Regions from separate parts of the Homo sapiens genome. Here regions 1, 2 and 3 are each linked to region 4. The links are chromatin contacts, found by Hi-C or POLR2A ChIA-PET in ENCODE. All regions are on one chromosome and are shown on one strand. The core of a region is the stretch at or near the end of the contact, and the rest is flanking DNA. Distances in the headings are between cores, read along the strand shown. Region 1 holds the start of ISOC2 (isochorismatase domain containing 2). Region 2 holds the start of NAT14 (N-acetyltransferase 14 (putative)). Region 3 holds the start of UBE2S (ubiquitin conjugating enzyme E2 S). Region 4 holds the start of LENG1 (leukocyte receptor cluster member 1).

Evidence for each region. A loop is a pair of places that touch in the nucleus more often than their neighbours do. ChIA-PET counts read pairs that join two places held with the same protein, here RNA polymerase II (POLR2A). Pooled maps may share reads with other maps.
Region 1: a loop to region 4 is called in a pooled map, with 8 times the contacts of the local background. The contact joins the promoter of ISOC2 here to the promoter of LENG1 in region 4. A Hi-C loop is called at or near these places in 6 of 50 pooled maps.
Region 2: a pooled map shows a loop between it and region 4 (2.7-fold over the local background). The contact joins the promoter of NAT14 here to the promoter of LENG1 in region 4. A Hi-C loop is called at or near these places in 5 of 50 pooled maps.
Region 3: a pooled map shows a loop between it and region 4 (8-fold over the local background). The contact joins the promoter of UBE2S here to the promoter of LENG1 in region 4. A Hi-C loop is called at or near these places in 5 of 50 pooled maps. POLR2A ChIA-PET finds 5 or more read pairs at or near these places in 2 of 52 experiments (A673 and endothelial cell of umbilical vein).

What each region holds. Positions count from the first base shown.
Region 1 is chr19:55,460,238-55,462,937 of GRCh38, reverse strand. It overlaps ISOC2 (isochorismatase domain containing 2), which reads left to right and starts at 1,296. Exons shown (of 6, transcript NM_001136201.2): 1 at 1,296-1,426.
Region 2 is chr19:55,483,767-55,486,466 of GRCh38, reverse strand. It overlaps NAT14 (N-acetyltransferase 14 (putative)), which reads right to left and starts at 1,279. Exons shown (of 3, transcript NM_020378.4): 1 at 1,209-1,279; 2 at 687-806; 3 at 1-59. The coding sequence starts at 758. ZNF628 (zinc finger protein 628) reads right to left here. Exons shown (of 3, transcript NM_033113.3): 3 at 1,980-2,700. The coding sequence ends at 2,094. RefSeq lists an enhancer at 640-969 and a silencer at 1,070-1,489.
Region 3 is chr19:55,406,515-55,409,214 of GRCh38, reverse strand. It overlaps UBE2S (ubiquitin conjugating enzyme E2 S), which reads left to right and starts at 1,427. Exons shown (of 4, transcript NM_014501.3): 1 at 1,427-1,628; 2 at 2,253-2,400. The coding sequence starts at 1,626. LOC105372462 (a long non-coding RNA gene) reads right to left here and starts at 1,070. Exons shown (of 3, transcript XR_936075.3): 1 at 1-1,070. RefSeq lists enhancers at 669-778, 800-1,094, 1,451-1,964 and silencers at 1,199-1,248, 1,259-1,318, 1,329-1,798.
Region 4 is chr19:54,158,323-54,161,022 of GRCh38, reverse strand. LENG1 (leukocyte receptor cluster member 1) reads left to right here and starts at 1,302. Exons shown (of 4, transcript NM_024316.3): 1 at 1,302-1,459; 2 at 2,562-2,700. The coding sequence starts at 1,328. It overlaps TMC4 (transmembrane channel like 4), which reads left to right. Exons shown (of 15, transcript NM_144686.4): 13 at 1-145; 14 at 478-556; 15 at 649-915. The coding sequence ends at 717. RefSeq lists an enhancer at 1,300-1,969.

The DNA of each region.
Region 1 (2,700 bases), core at 47-2,546, 1.3 Mb before region 4:
CACAAGGCCGGGTGCGGCGGCTCACACCTGTAATCGCAGCACTCTGGGAGGCCAAGGCAGGCGGATCACTTGAGCCCAGGAGTTCAAAACCAGCCTGGGCAACAGAGTGAGACCTCCATCTTTACAAAAAAATTAAAAAATTAGTCAGGTGTGGTGGCGCATACCTGTGGTCCCAGCTACTCAGGAGGCTGAGGTGGGAGGATCGCTTGAGCCCGGGAGGTTGAGGCTGCAGCAAGCTGTGATCGTACCATGGTACTCCAGCCTGGGTGATAGAGCAATTTTTTTCTTTTTTTTGATGTTTCAAAAAAATTAAAAACAGCGACCTGATGGAAGGGCTACCTGACACCAGGTGGTCAGGAAAGGCTTTGAAAGCCTGGAAGGTTGGGCCATGGGGAGTCCTAGGATTCCAGGCTGAGGCAGCACACGTGCAAAGGCCCTGCGGTGGGACATTGAGGGAAGAGCAAGAGGAGACCCCTGTGGCTGGAGCGGAGTGAGCAGGGGGAGTGGTGAGAGGCGAGGTCTGCACGGACCAGGAAGGCCGACCATGAATTGGGAGGAGTTTGGATTTATTCCAAGACAGATAGGAAATTCTCTCTTTCTCTCAACCTCCATTTCCAAGCACAGAGTCTAAATTATTCTAAACACCACCCGAGGAGGCAGGTGCTGTACAGATGGGGAAACTGAGGCAGCACAGAGCGCAAAGGACAGGGGGGCGTCAAATTCCTCACTTGATCGCTCCCTCAGCCAGCCCCTTCCTGGAAAGTGCTTGGGTATCTTTGTAAGCCTCCGTTTCTTGAGAGAGGGCCAGGTTTCGAACCGCAGACATGCCTCTACTCTAGGTAAGACCCCTCTCTCTCTCTCCCGGCCTCGGCGGTCTGCTCTGTGCAATGGGGCCGGCCGAGACGCCCTCTCTCCAGCCAGAGTCTGAGCCTTCGGAGACCACCGCGCGACTCCGCCCCGTCGGCCGCCACTCACGCCCTCTACGGCTCTCCATTGGCAGAACGACCTGCTGCCCCGCCCCCACGGCGCCTTTGCGAGCTAATCATTTTCTTGAGACTGACAGCCTTGCCGGCACCGCCCCCCCTGGGGCGGGAGCAAAGCAGCTGCATATGCGGATTGGTTGAGAGGCAGGGGGCGGGGTGAGTTGGTGAGCGCCGATTGCGGGCAGAGGCAGTGGCACATGCGGATTGGCCGGAGAGAGCGGCGAGGCAGAGCATGATGAGTGTCGATTGGACGGCTGGGCCCAAGTGGGCGGAAAACGGACGGTGCAGGGGGTGGGCCACGTGTCCAGCCCTAACGAAACGGTAACCAGCCCTGGGAAGCCCGCAAGAGGCCTCAGCGGTGGCCGTCCGAGAGCCGAGAGGTGAGGGTGCCCCCGCCTCACCTGCAGAGGGGCCGTTCCGGGCTCGAACCCGGCACCTTCCGGGTAAGTCCTCTCTCGCTGCTGGCGCTATTTGGAGACCGACCTTACCGCCTAGCAGATGGGGAAACTGAGGCTCTGCCTGGGCGTCCCGGGCCAAGGTCACAGGACCAGAAGGAGGACTCCACCTGGCCCCGCCAGAATTGGCTGGCCAGAGATTGGAAGCGTCCCCGGGTCGCGCCTGCCGCCTCTGTAACAGCGCTGGGGGGTGGGCAGGTTTAATCCCCATTTCTCCGACGAGAAAACTGAGGCTAAGACAAAGAGAAACTTGCCCAAGGTCACACAGCCAGGAAGTCCGGGCTCCAAGGCCGGGTTTCCGAGACCGGGTGGGGAAATCAACGGCCCTACCCCGCCCCCTGTTGCCGCCCACCTCCAGCCACGCCCCCTTTGGCCTTGGGTACCCTCCACCCAGGCTGAATCTCTCCTCGTTCCGCAGGACACGCCCAACCCTCTCCAGCCCAGACCTCCCCTTCACATCTCTCTCTCTCACACACCCACCCTCACCCCAATTTTTCATCTCCCAAAAACCAGTTCCCCTCCCCGGGATCCCCTATGAATCTTCAGATCATGCCCCTCGCTCGACCAGAAACTGGGGGCCTTTCTCCCCGACTTTCCCCACCGTCCCAGCTGCCCCTTCCTGACTCTCCCCTGTCCCACTGGGCCCCAGCGCCGACCTCCTGCTCTCTGGCCTTTTGCCTCCAGTTCAACCGCACGGCGGGGGCCTGAAGCCATCTTTGTATTTTGCATTTTGAACACTTTTTCTGGAATAATACCACAAACGCAGAAAATCGAACGGTTTGCAAATACACAGCTTAAATAAATATTTATAAAGGGAGCACCCTGGTGTAAACAAGTATCCAAAGAAAAAAGTCAAACATGCGCCACATCCCAGGATCTCCCGCCGTCGTCGTTTCCATCACTGTGGTCCAAGGGCAGTCACTGTCCTGGCTTCTGACGCCATAGATCAGTTTTGCCGGGTTTTGGCTTTATGCCAACCCTTTATTGTATATAGTATTGACTAGACAACTTGTTGCACATTGTCCAGAATTCAGAAGAAACAGAATAGGACCCAGTGAAAAGGCTCCTACAGACTTCCCCGGTGCCTGGTTCACCCGCCTGAGTCTCCCGTTTCTTGCTTGTTTGCCAGAGATAGCAGATATAGATATAGGCAACACAGACACATTTTCCTCTCCCTTTTTTCTTTGGCACAAAAAGGAGCATTCCATACACACTGTTCTGCTTCTTTTTCACTTCTCTCAAACATGTTTTCGTATTGTTAC
Region 2 (2,700 bases), core at 30-2,529, 1.3 Mb before region 4:
GCCGGCGGCCGTGTCAAGGCATGGAGGGCCACGCGGTTTTCCGTGTCCTTCACGCCGGCCTGTGGGCAGGAGGGGTGGCTCAGCCATCCGAAACGCTAGGGCCTCCTGGACAAAGAGAGGAGGTAGACCCTGCCCGGGGCGGGGTGAGAGCTCCCAAATGGGAAGGGAAGGCAGCACAGTCCGATGTTCAGTGTGGCACACTGGGTATGGAGTGAATGAATGAACGAGAGCGAATGATGGATGGATGAGTGAATTAGGAGCTGTGGGGGCACTCAATTCAGTAGCAATGCCGCAGTGAGGCCCCAGGGAAGTAAGGACAGGGAGGTTGCCTCAGGCTGGAGTGGAGGCTGGAGGGAGGCTGCTGGGCTAGGTTGGGGTGCTGGGCTGTGCTTTGAAGAGTTGGGGTCCGAGGCACAGAGCTGGCTGTTGTGCTGGCGTGCACAGCCGACTGGAGATGGGAGACCAGGGAGGGCGTTGGTGCTGGGGTCCCAGTAGGGCTGGGGGGGTGAGCCCCCACCTGCCACACCTGCTGTGGTTTTCAGCAGCAGGGCGGCTGAGGCTCAGGAGGAAAAGATCCCGCTCCAGGGGTCCAGGCTGGCTCAGGTGGGTGGGAGGGGGTGGCTGAATCCACTTGCAATTCCCCCACTGCAGCCACTCCCAGGCCCCCTGGGGCCCCTGCCTCTCACCTTCAGCATCTCCAGCACCAGGGGCTTCTCATCTTCCCTCATCTCCCGCACTGACAGGTGGCTGGGGGCCATGGCAACCCCCAGGCCCCGGCCCCCCAGAAGGGAGCTGGCGTCGTGCACCTGGTGAGAACATAAGTAGGTCAGCGTCAGGGGGGCACCTCTGTCCCCAAAGCTCCCCCGAGGGGTAGGGAGCAGCAACGGCACTTCCCAGATCAGGACACTGAGAACCCTCGGGGCCCCCAAGCGAGGATCTCGGCAGGACAGGCGCCCCCCACAATACTCAGCGACCTTGCTAAAGTCTCCCGGGATCCCCCCTCCCCCGTATTATTCAGCGATCTACACTCCCAAACGCGCTGCGGACGCCAACACTGCAGCACGGGGCTCCCTCCCAGGCACTGGGGTCCACGAACACCCTCCCCACATGCCAGAGAACGGACCACGCTCGCTCCACCCCGGTCCCCAGCGCCCCCTCCCCCACAGTCGTCCCCGTCCCGCGCCACAAGAACAAGGACCAGCAAGCACCTGCACCGGTCGCCTTTGGTCCTTCGACAAGGTTTCGGGAGCGGGTCTGGAAGGGGGTCGCGGGCGGAAGTGACGTCAGACCGCGCGCGGTGGGGCGGGGCGGCGCCCGCTCCGGGCCGTAGCAACCGTTGCTAAGCTCCCCGGAGGGCGGGCTGGGAGGAACCGAGCTGTGACCCTGCGGAGGGCCGGGAAGCGACCTCTCCTATCCCTAGAGAAGGAGCAACGGGGAAAGGGGACCTGGGGAAGAACGGGAGCGGAAGCCGGCAGGAGACGGGCGGCGGGCTGGGGACCAGCGCGAGCTCCCGCCCCACGTTCCCTCGTTGCTGAGCAACCTGAGCGCCGGGCGGCGACGCCAGCGCGTGGATTCTCATCCGTGCCGGGGCCTTCGCGGGAGGAGCCGGCCACGCTCAGCATCCTGGCGCCCGACTCCCCCATCCCCAGGGACCCCACTCCACCCACGGGGCGCCCGGGGTCGCAGAACCCTTCCGCATAAGGATCCCCCTACTTCTCACACGAGGGGGGCAGCGGGGCGACCTACAGTGAACAAGTAGCACTCCCTGGAGTCTGATGTCACCACCTCCCCACTATAATGACCCCTGCGGCCTTTTTTGGTTTCAGGACAGGGGAACTGAGCCCTACGTAGTGGCTGGCCCCAGGATGCAGAACAAGCCATCTGCGACCCAGGACGCAAGACTTAAGACTCCACGCTCCCAGGCGGGGGCTAGGACCATGACTTTGCCCCCTTCCCTCCCCCCAGGAAAACAAAACACAGGCGGGGAGACTCGGGTCTTTATTAGCAAGCCCAGCCTGCGGCACCCTGCCCCGCCCCGGCTGGCAGTGAGTCGGGGTCTCTGTGCGGGGCGGGAGGGGAATCACTGCCTCTCCTCAAAACGTGTGCACCAGCTGGACTGCGGGTAGAGTCTGGACAATCTGGATGGAGGGCAGGCCCTGAGGGGTCATAACACCAGGCCCAGCTCCTGCGGGGACCACTTGCACCATCTGGGAGGCTGGAGCCCCGGGGAGCCCCGCGGGGCCCGAGGCTGGGCCTGACGGCGGTGGGGCCAGGAGCTGCAGCGTGGCGGTGCCTCCTCCAGTGTTGCTGCTGTCCAGCAGCTCAGTGGCTGGGGCGCTGCGGATGATGAGGAGTTTCTGTCCGGGTGGGCCGGTGGCAGGCGGCTCCGTCAGCCCAGGAGGAAGTGTTTCTACCTCCTGTACGCAGAGTCGAGTCTGTTCGCCATCGGCCCCGCTCAGCACCAGCACGCTCTGCAAGCCCTCGTCCGTCTGGAGTGTCTCAAAGAGGACATCCTGGACCACACCAGTGCTGGCCTCGCCATCCCCCGCCTCCCCGGGGCCCGGGCCAGTGAGCAACTCCTCAGCTGCCCCGCTCTGAACAACCAGCAGGTTGGGTGCCTCAGTAGCCACAGCTCCCCCACTGGAATTGGAGAGCTGGCCGGCCACGGGCTGGAGCTGGACCGTGGTCACCTCCTGTGCT
Region 3 (2,700 bases), core at 178-2,677, 1.2 Mb before region 4:
TTCAGCCTCCCAAAGTGCTGGGATTACAGGCGTGAGCTACCACGCCTGGCCTTGGCCATGTAGATTTCTTTCACACCTTCCTTATTCCTTCTTCAGAAGCTGAGGCCCCATGAGGGGAAGCTGGTAGCCAGGGGTCTTTTCAGGTACCTGTGGCCAAATTAGGCCCAGATGTTAATGCTCTCATCCATGGCTGAAAAAGGCCAAGAAACTAAGAAGAGCTGTGGACGCACAGACTGGCAGAGACACCGAGAGGGCACTGCGACCGCACTGCACAGATGAGCAAAGGAAGGCCAACTTCAGCATTCCCTCCTCCTCTCTAAGCCCCTCCAAAAGGCCTGCTCAGGGAGCTCTGGCCACCGTTCTCAAGCAATTGCCTGACGTTTTTACTGACACTGAGGGCTGGAGATGGTCCCTTTTCCAGGCAGCTATGTGTCCATTTCCTAGAGAGGGAAACTGAGTCCCAGAGAAGGCGGGTGTGGCTGGAGGCCATGGGTCAGTCATAGGCATAACCATGCCGTGAATAACCGTCTTGGCACTCTCTGACTTCTTTCCCTGGCAATACAACGGATCCCAGTGCCCATTTGTCACATAAGGAAACTGAGGCTGGCGTCTTCGATGAAGCCTGGCAGGAGTGGGGGTCACACACGGAGTGCAAGGCTGTCCAAGCCTTCAAGGTCATTCTGACTGATCTTTGAGCCTTAGCAATACAGGACGTGGGTCCAAGAGCATTTCCAGCACAAAATGGCGCCTCATAGAAAAATGTAGTCGGAGTTCCAGCGCCCACCTCCACCACGGCTCAAAGGAGGGGGCGCGGGCGGCAGCGCACACTTCATTTGCATATACAAAAATCAACGGATTTCGTTGGCTGGCAGCGGTTTGATCTGCACGAAACTGGGTCGCCCTCTGACCGGTCTCTATCAGTCATTGGCCCATGCGAGTCTCGTGACCCACCAGTCACTAAAGCGCATCCCTATTGGCCCGAGCGCCTTCCATCACGCGTTTAAAACCCCGAGTCCCGCCTCCCCTCGCCACGCTCCGGCCCCCAGGAAGACCGTTAGTCGCGTGCGCGACTTCCTCAGCGTCAGGGCGCGCCCGCGCGTATGCCGGGCCGTGGCGGCGTCTCATTCAAACGGTCCAATCAGCGGCCGCGTCGCCTTCCCCGTCCCCCTTCCTCTCTTCTTCCCCTTTTCAGCCCCTCCGTTCTTTGAGAACCCTCCCGACCCCCGCGGGCCCCCATTGGCCGGCCCGCTACCCAGCCCTCTCCGCCACTTCCCTCGCTTCTGACCATAGTTTGCGGGGAAGGGAGCGAGCGCGTCGAAAACCAAGGAACGTGCGCGCTGACGTCACGGTTGAGGCTCGGAGCTGAGGGGCCGCGGAGGGCGTGGCCTGCGGGCGGTTATAAAGAGGCAGTGGTGCGCGCGCGGCCGGCTCAGTGCTGCCGGGCACCGGGGCGGCGGGTTGGTCTACGCTGTGCGCGGCGGACGTCGGAGGCAGCGGGGAGCGGAGCGGGGCCGCCGGGGCCTCTCCAGGGCCGCAGCGGCAGCAGTTGGGCCCCCCGCCCCGGCCGGCGGACCGAAGAACGCAGGAAGGGGGCCGGGGGGACCCGCCCCCGGCCGGCCGCAGCCATGGTGAGCACGGGCGATGAGGCCCATGAAGGTGGTCGGGGGTGTCCCTGAGGGAGGAGGTGGAGTCTCAGGGGCCTCCGACGGGCGGCCTTGAGGGGTTTGAGGGCCAGCCTGGGGGTCCCTGACCCGGGATGGGCCCGAGGGCCTTCCCGCAGGCGGAGCAGGAGCTCGGGCGGCCCGCAGTCTCCCTGGCGGCGAGGGCTCCGGGCGCTTTGCGGCCCGCCCATGGGTGTTACCAGGAGCAAGGACGCCCCGCCGCCATCTCCAGACCTGAGCCGGGGTTTCAAGGATGCTCTAACCAAAAATTAGTGGAGAAGGGGGAGAGAGTAGATCTCTGGCCTACGTGGAACCACTGGGGACCAAGCAGGGTTAGGAGCGGGCTTTGGGGGGGGGGTTCTGGGGTGGGTGGAGTTATCTGCAAGCCCCCCCGTGAACCCGCCCCCATTTCTGTTGGAAACTCTGCCTGGGCTGATGGCCTGAAGCATCCTGGGTGAGGGTCTGGGAGTTCAAGGGTGATTGACAGCCTGGGGCCACTGAGTCAAGACTTGGGCAGTCTCAGCATCTTTAGGCCCTGCGGGAAGCCCAGCTCTTAACACTCGCTCACCCTGCTCTCCCATCCGTGCCCAGAACTCCAACGTGGAGAACCTACCCCCGCACATCATCCGCCTGGTGTACAAGGAGGTGACGACACTGACCGCAGACCCACCCGATGGCATCAAGGTCTTTCCCAACGAGGAGGACCTCACCGACCTCCAGGTCACCATCGAGGGCCCTGGTGAGTTTGGAAGGAAAAAGAGAAGGGGCTGCTGCTTAGATCCTCCATCACCCTGCTCTAGATCACCCTAGCGGGAAGTACCCATTACAGGCTGGCCTCGTGTCAGGTGTTGGGATGCATTGGTGGACAGGGCAGGACGCCACAAATGACAATTATGTACTCTTTTCCCACAAGGGTTGAGAAATATCTGGTCATTGAGTTAGTATATCATGGGACGGTACTCTAGATTTGAAGCAAGGCTTTCAGACATGGCTTCCCTGGACCTGAGGGTGGGTAGGAATTAAGTAGGAATGGGAAGAG
Region 4 (2,700 bases), core at 53-2,552:
CTAAGCTGTGTGGTCCATTCCGGGGGCAGTCGTCCATCTGGGCCCAGATCCCTGAGTCTATTTCCAGCCTCCCTGAGACCACCCAGAATTTCCTCTTCTTCCTGGGGACCCAGGCTTTTGCTGTGCCCCTTCTGCTGATCTCCAGGTGAGACGGCCCAGACTTCTGGGTCTGGGTTTGAATGCGTGTGATCTGGGGGCCACCACCTGCGTCCAAGAGAGGAGAGGCTTGGGCGTGGGAGCAGGCAACGTACTGAGTCTGAGGGAGGAGGCCTAGGCTCCTGGACTGCTGGGTCCGAAGGAGGAGGTGGGCGGGACGTAGGACTCCTGGATCTGAAGGCGGAGGGGCTGGGAGACTGAACTCCTTGAGCCCAGACGAGGAGGGGCTTAGGCGTCCACATCCCTGGCTTCGAAGGAGCCAGACGTTTGGATATAATGGAAGAGCGTGTCAGGAGTGGCTTCCGTTCCTGTCTCCTTCAGCATCCTGATGGCGTACACTGTGGCTCTGGCTAACTCCTACGGACGCCTCATCTCTGAGCTCAAACGTCAGAGAGAGACGGTGAGCCAGGCGGGTCCCTGAGAGGGCCCCTGGGGAACATGGAAAGGGGTTGGGGAAGAGGATTGTCTCACCTCCACCTCTCTTTGCCCCAGGAGGCGCAGAATAAAGTCTTCCTGGCACGGCGCGCTGTGGCGCTGACCTCCACCAAACCGGCTCTTTGACCCCCGCAGCCCACGTCCCGCTTTCAGACCCCAGGCCCATTGTAAGCCTAGGTCACAACATCTGTAAACTAGGAGAACTGGAGAAGACTCCACGCCCTTCCAGCTTTGGTATCTGGAGATTTCCAGGGCCCCTCGCCGCCACGTCCCTGACTCTCGGGTGATCTTCCTTGTATCAATAAATACAGCCGAGGTTGCTGAGCGCGCTTTGAAATCTGCGTCCTGAAGGTGGGGGCAGGGCTACAGCGGGGCAGGAGCCAATCAAATGTACGGGCATGTTTGTCGGTGCAGAGCGCTCTTCCGCAAGGAGACTTGTCGGTCATGTCGGCCAATCGACGGCCGCATCTGGTAGCATCAGGGGCGGGCCAACTTATGATTGGTTCAGATCTGTGACAAGAGGCGGTTGCTAGGGGATACCACGAGCCGAACGCCTAGCATTCGCTGTGATAAAGGGCGTCTCAGCCAATCACCTGTCGCTACAGGCCAGGGGGCCGTACCAACTAATTCGGAACCAATCCGCGGTCGAAGTAGGGACAAGAAAAAGGGGGGCATCCTCTCGCCAATCGGAAGTGCAAAGAGGCGGGCGTGCCAGTCCCTGGACAGCTACGACGCCATGAATATCTTGCCCAAGAAGAGCTGGCACGTCCGGAACAAGGACAATGTCGCCCGCGTGCGGCGTGACGAGGCCCAGGCCCGGGAGGAGGAGAAGGAGCGTGAGCGGAGGGTGCTGCTGGCTCAGCAAGAGGTAAGCTCGGAAGCCGGCAGGGCGGCGCTCCGGGGCCCAGCGCGCAGGCGCCGCGGTTGGGGGCCGGAAGCGGAGGCGTTGCGCAGGCTCAATGTGCCCCGTGTGAAATTCGGGACCAGGCGCCGATCCCACTTTCGAGGACGTTGCCCCGCAAACCTTGTGCCCACTTCCACGAAACCTTCCTTGATCTCGCCCTCGTCTTAGTTTTTCCCCCACTGATGTATTTCACATGGCTGGAACAGTGTCTAGCACAAAAGAGAAGCTTAACATTTAATGAATCCGTGAACCCTTGGACAGTTCAAGGAAATTCGGATCACTTTTTAGTTTGCCTGCACAGCCTATTTATTGAGCATCTACTGTATGCTAACTACATGCCGTGCACCTGACTTGCGGAATCCCCAATAAGCACTGTTCGTTCTTAGAGGGGCACTGTCATCTCTGTTGCACGAAGTGAGATGGCTTCAGTGAGGGGAAGGCACATTTTAAGGAGAGGCGGACAGCCAGGCTCCACGCCATCGGGCGAGCCCTTTCGTGCACCGCCCCCTAGACACATACACACAAACACGGGCTTTCCGTATGGCTCTTTAAATCTGTTTGGTGTACACCCAACTTTCATTTCCTTAGCTAGTCTGATCCTCCGCCGTGGGTGGGAGGTAGTCTAGGTTTTTAGAATCTCAGTAGGCTGCTGAGCGCTGTTTGAAATCCGCGTCCTGAAGGCAGGGGACAGGGCTTCAGCAGACTTGGGGTAGTCACTTGGAGCCATGGCTAGAATTCAGATCGTCTGGCCTAATGCATACCTTTATGGCTGTTTTAATTGTCTCACTTGAGGTTAGGAACCCCTTTGGTTTAGGCCAGGGACCTCCTCCCATACATCCTTGATGACCCGTGGTTTACTATTTGAAAGGGAGTTTACAAAACCCAGGCGTTGCCTCATCTGCCTACCCTCACCCCCAGCTAGGACAGGTGCCTCTTTTAGGCGCCTAGTGCTCCCTTTCTCATAACCCCAGCACCCTGGACTGCCATTTTCTGTGGTGGGCACCAGACTCACAGTTCTTGAATTACCTCTAGGTTCTGAATGTCCTGCCTATAACTTTCTCCCCAGGCCCGTACAGAATTCCTACGGAAGAAAGCCAGACATCAGAACTCACTGCCTGAGCTTGAAGCAGCAGAGGCGGGAGCCCCAGGTTCTGGCCCTGTGGACCTGTTTCGGGAGCTGCTGGAGGAAGGGAAAGGAGTGATCA